2 separate regions of the Homo sapiens genome follow, and region 1 is linked to region 2. The links are chromatin contacts, found by Hi-C in ENCODE. All regions are on one chromosome and are shown on one strand. Each heading gives the region's core, a stretch centred on a gene start or an enhancer-like site at or near the end of the contact. The rest is flanking DNA. Distances are from core to core; before and after follow the strand shown. Region 1 holds the start of DDIT4L-AS1 (DDIT4L antisense RNA 1). Region 2 holds the start of C4orf54 (chromosome 4 open reading frame 54).

Evidence for each region. A loop is a pair of places that touch in the nucleus more often than their neighbours do.
Region 1: a loop to region 2 is called in a map of gastrocnemius medialis, with 3 times the contacts of the local background. The contact joins the promoter of DDIT4L-AS1 here to the promoter of C4orf54 in region 2. A Hi-C loop is called at or near these places in 1 of 168 maps with a recorded cell type or tissue (gastrocnemius medialis).

Annotation. Positions count from the first base shown.
Region 1 is chr4:100,187,355-100,192,399 of GRCh38, forward strand. It overlaps DDIT4L-AS1 (DDIT4L antisense RNA 1), which reads left to right and starts at 2,679. Exons shown (of 5, transcript NR_125924.1): 1 at 2,679-2,720. It overlaps DDIT4L (DNA damage inducible transcript 4 like), which reads right to left and starts at 3,114. Exons shown (of 3, transcript NM_145244.4): 1 at 2,949-3,114; 2 at 2,539-2,678; 3 at 1-813. The coding sequence starts at 2,629. The coding sequence ends at 323.
Region 2 is chr4:99,654,615-99,659,485 of GRCh38, forward strand. It overlaps C4orf54 (chromosome 4 open reading frame 54), which reads right to left and starts at 3,214. Exons shown (of 3, transcript NM_001354435.2): 1 at 2,881-3,214; 2 at 1-65. The coding sequence starts at 34.

The DNA of each region.
Region 1 (5,045 bases), core at 1,429-3,928, 530 kb after region 2:
CAAGCCTACCTGAAACCAAATTGTGGAATCAAATGTAAAACTCAAATGGGCTTCTACTTTTGCTTACCTATTCCATCCCATTCAATTCTGTACAAAAATGGGATCTATGCAGAAAATCTACACTATTTTGAATCACTTCTCCAAAGGCCAGAAAATCAGCCTGTTAGCTGCAGTTGCTATGAATGTGAAACACAGAAAGAAAAGAGACTACATTTGGGGTTTCTTATTTAGGGCAGGTGGGGCAAACTACAAATGACTTTAGCTGACTAGCTGAATAGTTTTACTACCCAATCATGAAATAATCTTTATATATTTTCCCTTTTTAGGACCCTTCAATCACTGTTGTTCCAATCAGTGAGTAAAGTTTTTTCTTAACAAGTCGAAATCCTGAGCTGAGGATCAGAGTTCTCCTGAAACCAGAGGAGAAGCGACCTCTACTAAAGAAAAAGTCCCTGAAGCTAGTCCATGAGCAGTTCTCCTGCTTAAACACAAGTGTAAGCTCAAAAGTAGGTACGACGCTAGAATCACACACAATCCTATCCAGCTTTTTACATACATTTTCAATTTCCAAGTTCACGTGCATAACACAACCTCGCAAGCCGCAGGGCTCCGTTGAGGAAAGCCGCAGGACATCTTGAGCAATTCTCTGGGTCAGTTTCTCAGGGACAAGGACCTTTGAGCAACCAAGTTTAGTTTGCTTTGATTTGGACAGACAGTTCTCCAGCATTTTAACCAAATTCTGGCAAGTTGATTCCTCAAATATTACCTCGTTGAGGTTGGGTTCAGGAACAACATAATCCCAGTAGTCAAAATCTGTAAGAAATGGAGTTTTCTTTTTAGATACAGAAGAAAAAATTTAAGAGTAGAAAAAAAACACCAAGATATCAACATTGGTTACCTCTATCTACCATGTCTGCCTTTTTCTTGTATTTGTTTCAGAGTCAGCTGACCTCAATTAACTGTTAACTAGCTAGGTAATATAGCGAATAATTTAAGCTCTCATGAATGAAAGTTCATGTATGAAATAAAGGTTTAGATAAATAGAGTAGATAGGATGTAACCACTTTTCTTTAAATTTATGTGTGTACACAAAACACACACACAACCGTGAAGACTATGCATCAAAAATCTACTTGTGATTATCCCAGATTATTGGTGATTTTCTTTTCTTTTCTCCTACTTGCTTATGGGGGTTTTCTAATTTTGTTTTACAGAAAACATGCATTACTTCTGGAATAAAAAGTTATAACTTTGTTTTTTGGACTAAGGGGTTGTTACTTTCTAACTGTAGGAATACATGTATTGTAAAATAAAGAATTTTTACTATTATGTTTGAAGAGTTGTATTAAAGCTTTAAGAGTTATATTAAAGATCTATCAAATTTGTGTCTTTAAGTCTTTACTGGAGTGGCCTGTAGGTCCCAATTTTAGCTTTAGCCTCTTTAATTAAAAATTGTGCAGAGAAGACCTTTGAGGTTCATGAGGATATTTGTAACCGGCTGGGTGGTTTTTCTTAGCCAAGCAAAACAAAATAGTCCTAGGGAAATAAAATTAGCTGGGCTCAAAGGAAAAGAGATAGCTCTGCATTTGGTCACCTACACCTCAAATTAATCCTACCCCTTGGCAGGATGCCACACCACACGGAGTCAAATGAACAAGGTGCAGGCAGATGCCCTCCCAGCTCCTCTCTCTAAGCCTACTCCACCTTCATCAGCCACTGGCTTTTCCTCTCCACTTCGTGTAAGTTTGGAGTTCTGGCCTGTAAATTAGGTCATCAACCACTTCACCTTGAAAGGAGAAAAACACGAAGAGCTTAAGCAGTTTATCTATGCTCTTACAGCTCTTTAGTGTCAGAGCAGTGTGTTCACCTAGAAACTGCTGTTAAAATTCCAAATGACAGCAAGTCAAGCACCGCTGCTGTTCAACAGTTTCCTTCTCACATTAAAAATGGAATAATGGATATATCCACGACTGAAAATCCTACTCAGTAATAAACAATAAACACGAACACACTGATTTAAGCAACGGACATAAAAGAATCTCAAAAACATTAGGCTGCGGGAAAGAAACCAGACACAAAAGAATACCTACTGTATGGTTCCACTTACCTAAAGGCAAAACTAACTTGGAATGATAAAAATCAGATCAGTAGTTCCCTGGAGTCAGGGGAGAGTGAGGAATACCTGGCAAATAGGTGCGTCGGAATTCAGGGGGAGGGGCGATATTGATTACAGGGTAAATACATTTGCTAAAACACACATAACTGTGTTCTTCACAATCATGTAAGATAAGGAACTTAATCCCAAGGGGCCTACTGGCACCAGACTAGAAAGATGCAGCCCTCGGGTATTCTACTTTTGCTACTTTTGTTTCTATCATGGAGAGAAGATGTTAGAAAATTTGGAAAGGAGTCTCCTCAGATGGATTTTGTGGCACCTCCTACATAGAGGTAGGGGAGGAAGTCGAAAGCCCGCCCACCCAATAGATCCAGAGGCACCGACCTTGGGAGGGGAGAAGGGTGGACAGCGGGGACACTCACCACTTAGCAGGCTCTCTGGGTGATAGCCACAGTCCAGCAATTCTGAAATGCTGGCCGGGTTCTTGCTGCTCAAACTGCCAGTTGCAACCATGGTCAACGGCTCTGTTTCCTTCGCGAGGCGCAACGGCCTTTCCTGAGCGCTGGAAAAAATGAGGCGAGAAGAGACGGATTTGCAAAAGCAGGCGAGTCGTGCAGAGGCTCCTAAAATGCCCGGCGTCCCGGGAGCGAACTAGCGGAGGAACTCCTTTGCCAAAGGGGTGGAACCGGCCTCTGCAACTCAATTTGACAAAGCCCTGGGAGCGGAGCCGCAACCTGAAACTAACTCAACAGTTCGCAAAACTTGGAAGCGACCTGCCCCGCGGAGCGCCCCCCGGCCCCGCTGCCCCCACCAAGGCCGCAGCTTCGCTCACCTGCCAGGAGTTCGCGGGGGCCTGCGCGCTCGCTGCCGGGTAAACACAGGCAGGTGGCTTCTTAGGAGTCCCCTCTCCTGGGGACTCGGTGACCTGCAGACCCCAGCAGCCAGCGGCACCCTGCTCACCCCTCCCGGGCCACCCTGCGCCGGCTCCTCGCAGTAGCATAGCCTCCGGGGCAGCGAGAACTTTATAGGTCCAGTCCCCACCCTGCTCAGGCCCGCCCACCTGCACCGCCCCTCCCCGGCCAGCGCCCCGCCCCTCCCCTCCAGAGTCTGGTCCCCTTTCAACCTCTACACTTCCAGGGAGCCCGAGCCTAGCCACAGGGAGTTGAGGATAAGCCTGTGGTAGAGCGGACACCTGTTGCTTCCAGGGTAGATCTCGGGCCACTGGGACCGCAATTCCGGGTGCACGACTCGTCAAAGCCTGAACCTGATTGTTCAGTGCGACCCCTCCCCGAGCGTCCGCGCTTTCACACTCAGGCTGCTCCCGGCAGCGGGAAGCTTTAAGCGATCTGTGCATTTCCTTGTCCTGGGGCTTTGCTGTGTCATCCTGAACACTTGGCTTAAATCTGTTGCAACGTCCACTGAGCATCATTTATGCACTTATTTCTGGCCTCTAACCCAGTCAACTCTACTCTGCCTCCCAGGGTTTCTGTATCCTCCTCTGCTGCAAGCGGTCAGATCTAGTTTTCCTTTCCCGCATCGAAGGCTCGCCAGCATTTTAAGAAGGGCCTTAATGACCCCACGCACTCCGTGGCTCCCTGGCATTCTTCGTGCACTTACATCTGTGGCTAATGCGTTTTCTTCGCAGGAAGGGTGAGCCTGGCACTCTTCTAATTAGACCTTGCCCCAGAGCGCGGGGAGCTTGAATTGAGCGGGAGTTTGCCAAGAAACACACAATACCATTAGTAGGATCTTAGGTACTCCTCTATCCGTGCATCGAGAGCAACTGTCATTTCCGGAGGCAGAAGTTTCTGGCGAGCCCTGTTGGGAGGATCTTTGGTTTGGGATATTTTGAAGAGGTTTCAGAGACTGAAGATAAAGAGTTTTATATTCTGCTGGGGATCAGCAGATAATCCCTGTGAGGGCTCCGTGCGGTCCTGCACAGGAACACACAGAGAGGCAGAGGAGCCCTGGAAAGAGGCAACATGCCCGCATAGCCCATGAGCAAGAAGCCAAACCTGATTTTTTTCTTCCAAAGTTATTAAGCCACGGTTTTCTCGCTTTGGTGTGCCAGTAGGAGATGATCTGTTCAGAGAGTCAGCTTGGGGTGCGTTAGGGGATGCCTGGAGGGAGAAGGTTGTTCCTACAGTAGAGATCCCAGTGTTGGCTCCCAGGCCCTCTAGGATTATGTGTAGAAGGATTTGCAGGTTAGAACCTTGAAAGGCAGTTTCAGCTGTCCTGGCATAAAACTCTTAGAAAAACAACAACAGAAGGGGTATAGAGGGTGTGATAAACAGATCAGTGGGAGGACATTCGGACGCAGAGCAGCAGAAATTAAAGCCAGCTTGACAGTCCATTTTTAACTCAGTTCAGGCAGCTGCACTGCCTGAAGGTCAGGCGAGCCAAGGAAGGAGATGCTGATAGACTGGTCTTTGAAGGCCAGTTTCCACTTCTACTTCAATAAACAGAAAAGTGGAAAATAAACAAGCCCATTTAAGCCAATTAAAAAGCGGTTTCAGTGGCTAGGGTGTTCAGGACCAATGGATGGGCCCATGGTCAGGAGTTGGATGCCAGCCGCCTGACAGTCAGTCCCTGGGCAGGCCACAGAGCCTCTTGTCCTTGTCTGGGCAGCATTACTAATGAGGCTGCCACTTAACCTGCCTCCAAGGAGGATTTTTAGAATTAATATAATGAGTGGTCTGAACCAATACTAGCGAAATAAAGAAATTACTCGTTTCAATTTCCTTAGGGTATTTAGGCATAATTCATAGAGTAAATGCCCCCATAGGGCCAGAAAGATTATTGGAACTTACAGAAAGTAGTAGTTGCTCTTGGCCCACCTGACTAAATGAAATTTTGCAAAGCCCTTTGGGATTTGACTTCAGAAAACAATTTACTTATGTACAAAAGACTTCAAATAATATCTTCTTGG
Region 2 (4,871 bases), core at 1,964-4,463:
GACCCCGGGACTTCCAGAAATGAAAGGAAAGCATGTGCTGTTTCTTGTGAAGCCTTGTCCCTTTCCTGGATGGGGCGAGAGAAGGTCACGTCATTCCAGAAATATTTTTAGTGTCCATTCCGTAGTCATATCGAAACCACACTTGAGGGTAGAAAGAAGAGGCTCTAATGAGATGAAAAGAGAAGGTTGGGGGTGGAGGAGGCATGTGGATTCTAATTCAAATCAGCCAAATGTTCTATGTAATCTATTATAGCGATGTCTAGCAAGTATGAAATTATTCTTTCCTCACAGCCATCTTTCACTCTCAAGTTTTTGATTAAATGGTTCCCCCCACTTGTTCTTAAATAAAATTCAAATTTTTCACGCATTTCGCATGAATTAAGGACACTCTGGAAATATTTCAAAGTCTCCCTGGTACATATGGTAGCCTTATATTTGCCTCAAAATCTATGCATTTCTTTTTCTTTGGAGAGCCAAATCAGATGAGTTTTGGTAGTAAAACTTTTCATAAGAATAGAATATTCCATCCCTCTTTCCCCAAAGTTACACTCTATGAAACACGACCTGTTTGGTTCAAAATAGAAGAATCTCTCCTAGAATCCTTACTGTGGTGACTCAAAGTATAAAAGGGCAATTTTCAAAGACCTAAACTTAACACTTTAAGCAAACTTTTCATTATGGTCACTAAAAAGGGCACATGGAGCCAAAATTGACACTACTTCAAATCCCTACAGTGCCTTAATCAATCTCAAAAAAGATCCCTAAACTTGTAGAACCATGGCAAGACAACAAACCTCCAATTAAATATAGCCTGAGCTGCAGCCTCATGATTCGGTTACGCTGGCTGAATTCCAGGCCTGCAGGGCACTGAGTCAAAAAGCAAAAGAATAACAAATACACTTACCCTTCAAGAGTACAGTGCGGCTTGGAGGGAGATTCAGAGAGGAAATGTGACCCACTGGCATGCCCCATGGAAACGAAGCCAAAATCCCCGTTCACTGGCTCTGAGGTACCTCCATTTCAGACAATTTGGTAGTTGTGCAAGCAAATTTGCCAGTCAACTTAAGATGGGGGTCTGTGCTGGCCATCCTCAGAGCTGATTCCTTGGGTACTATCGGTGGAGAACCATGATGCTTGATTTTGGTGAGATCTGACCCTTGTCACCTGCCAGGCCCAGTTCCACCACTATACATAGTCTATGTGTCACTTATGCCGATTGAATAAAGCACTATTTTAAACAACCACATTTGCAGGGAACAAAAATAACACCATCAACCATCCCCTTTCAACATGAATGCCACCTCCACACAGAAAAATGTTCTTTCCTCCGAATAGGCATGTGGGTAGGTATGGAGTGGGAGCCCCTAACAACTGAAGCATCTACCTTCTCATACTTGGGCTGTGGACAACACAAGCCTGCCGTTATCCTCTCAACTCCTTTCTGCCCACACCACTGCCATTAAAAGTATGACTTAAGGCAAGACTAAAAATACCAAGAATCAGAATATAGACATAAAGCCAGAGATCTAGGTGAAGAGAGTAAAAGAGGAAAGGAAAAGGAAAGAAACAAAGAAAGGAAGAGAATGAAAGAGTAAAGAGCGAGAGAACTTGCTAAATGTGCAATCAACTCTTTGATTATAGAGAGCCATGTTTTTTTTTATCTTAGTTTTTTTTTTTTCTTTTGAGACGGAGACTTACTCTATTGCCTAGGCTGGTGTTCAGTGGCATGATCTTGCCTCAATGCAACCTCTGCCTCTCGGGTTCAAGCAATTCTCGTACCTCAGCCTCCTTAGCAGCTGGGACCACAGGAGCACCCCACCACGCCCAGCTAATTTTTGTGTTTTTAGTAGAGATGGGGTTTCACCATATTGGCAGGCTGGTCTCGAACTTTTGACCTCAGGTGATCCACTCGTCTCGGCTTCCCAAAGTGCTGGGATTACAGGCGTGAGCCACAATGCCCAGCTCTTAGATTCTTAATGATAGTAATTACAATATTCACAGCTAAGACTTACATAGCATTTACTATGTGCCAAGAACTACTTGAAACATTTTTAAATGTGTGTGTATTAATTTATTTGATCCCCATAACAACTTGATGAGTTAGGTGTAATCATTGTTCTAATTCCTTATAGATGGAAAAGCTGAGGCAGAATGATGTTAAGAAATTATGTGACAGACTTCAAACCCAGGCAGTCTGGCTTCAGAGCTTGGACCTTTACCATTATGCTACACAGTGTTGCTGACTTCCATGCTCAAATACTCTGCAGGGCACCCGGATTCACAATTAGAAGGAAGCCACTTATCCACTAGGCAATTTCATTTCATCTGCGTGACCACACATATACCATATAACTTGTTTGTTTTTTCTGGTTTTTCATATAACAAAACTGTGTACACATTATGTACTCAGGGATTAAGGATCATAATCCTAGAAATAAAATGAAATAACATATAGTTGGCTCCTTCAGGCAAGCTGAGTATTTTCAATGTCCCATTTAAATTTTGCTTTGAGGCTAACCGTGTCTTGGACGATAAACCATGAACACAGCTGTGAGCACTGTGGTGCATACATACTCCATAGTGGAATAGAAGGCAGAGTTTCTGCCCATCAAGTCAATTATAGTCTAAGGAGGAATTTTCCAGCACTTTTCATATGGCCTTGTCTGTCATGACAACAGATTTCAGCTGAGTTTCTCTCTGCAGTTGGCACACTACAAAATTGGAAGGTCATATGCCCTAAGTGTAGGTTAAAACATAATTGCTTAATACCCAAAGTTCTGAAAATCTACCTGCAGCATCTTGCTTCCTCCACAGAGCACAGCCCTAGTTAAAACTCCCCAAGAGGCAAAGAGAGAGCATCATTCTGACAGTAGTACTTACCTCCAAAGTATCTGTGTGGCTCCTTTACTGCTTTCTAGCTAAATGAATGCCAGTGTAGGAAAAAATTTGAAGAGAAATCTTTTTCAAATGAAGTCAATTTCCAGTCGGGTTTAATTCAAACCACAAATTCTCTTTAAAAACCATGTGAGCTGAAAATTTTGAATAGAACAGACTCTATTAAAAGCAAAAAACAACTGATAAATAGAAAAACGATAAAGGCTAAAGTAAAACAATTAAGAACCCCAAACTGCTTTCCCTCTGGCATTTTCAGAGTTCTGGAGTAGTATATGTTACTATGAAAATGGATGTTGTCAGTTTTGTTGAAATAACTTGCAGTCATTAGGTAGCCATGGAGCCTTTTATTCCTTAATATGACTACAGTCATTTTTTTAACAGATGAACTCAGTGATTGCCTACCTGATCTCAACTCTTGAGCAATTAACAGTGACTAATGTCACCAGCATTAAACCATATTAAGCAGGCATACTTGCTAGACCAGGCTAGGTACACTTAGTTGATAACTTTATATGGGAATTCAAAGAGTAACAAAGGCAATGACTCAGTATCATTATTTTTATCTCTGCAGAGAAAGTTTCTTAGCATTCCCTGAAAGTGTTGGAGATGATGGTATGTAAAAGAATGAAGGCCAGACTATCCACCAGTTGGTAAAAGGACACGGCTATATTTAGGGTTTCTGACAGTGGCATAATAAGATAAATAAATATGTTATTCAAAAGGAAGAACAGTTTATCAAAGGTGTACCACTAGACCAGAAATGAAGAGAGAGTCAAACTCAGACTCAAATAAGGAGTCAGAAAAAGGATTTACCAAACACAGACCTTCTCAGGATTTTCTGGGATGTGGTGGGTGAGGGATATTCTCTGACTACCTGAAATTTTGTGTCAGGCTTTCCATAGACACTTGCACAGCTATTCACACACACTGATGGAAAGGAGTCTCTTCTGCGGGCCACAGATTAATACTCAGAGGGTGGCCAGCTGTTTCTCCTCCTGGCCAAGGTAGGCATGCAAAAGAATTACATCTGAAGGAGAGGCACCGTATTATCTTTTTTCCTGAGGGTGCCAAAGAGTGCTATTTATTTGTCTATTGGGGTAAATCCTTTACATATTTTTGCTCATTACTCCTCTCAAACATACCATGAAAGAACAACTATTATTCCCATTTATAGATAAGAATTGGAGGCTGAGTGAAGACATGTGCCCTGAATGACTTTTCATAATCATAAGTGCTGGAGCCTTGATTAGAACCCAGCTCTGAGTGACTGGAGCTCACGCTAAGTTGATGATTGAGCATTCAGTCTATTTGGTGGAGGTCACAGGGTCATGCCCACTGCTGGCCAGTTAGCTGTTTCACAGCCTCAACCAGCTGCCTGCACACAGGAACAGTTGGTCACCATGGAGTCCAAGGAAACGGAGTGGCAGGATTAGTATAAAACTATCCCTGTGAATAGAAAAACAGCATGTACCGTGAGGATGAATAAGTAGCACTATCTTCTTGTGCAAAGAAGAGCACGTTATTGTAGAATCATGCCATACACATTGTAGATGCAACCCCTTAGCTATGCCATTAAAACTTGGAAGGACAGGAAGAAACAATTCACCACCAGAAATAAAACCTTACTAACAGCCACTCAAGCCTGCACACAGAGGCCAGAGGTGATGCAAAAATGTTTGCTACTTTCCCCCTTGCATCAGGTTGTATATCAAGGAGTCACTCCTCTCTGATCTCCCTCCCTCTCCTTCTCCTCTCTGAATGGTCTGTTAGGCATCTGCCCTCCCTTTCCTCACTCCCATTGCCCCTCTTTTTCCTCTTAGTACCTGACTTGTTGTCCCAGATAGTGGTTTTCATCTGGCTTTCTCTCAAGGGAGTTGTGGAAGTTTTGGTGTTTCAGATTTTGCTGGATAATGGAAAATTATTCCTTCCAGACTAGCCTCAGAATGAAATATCAACAGGACAAACAAATCTTTCTC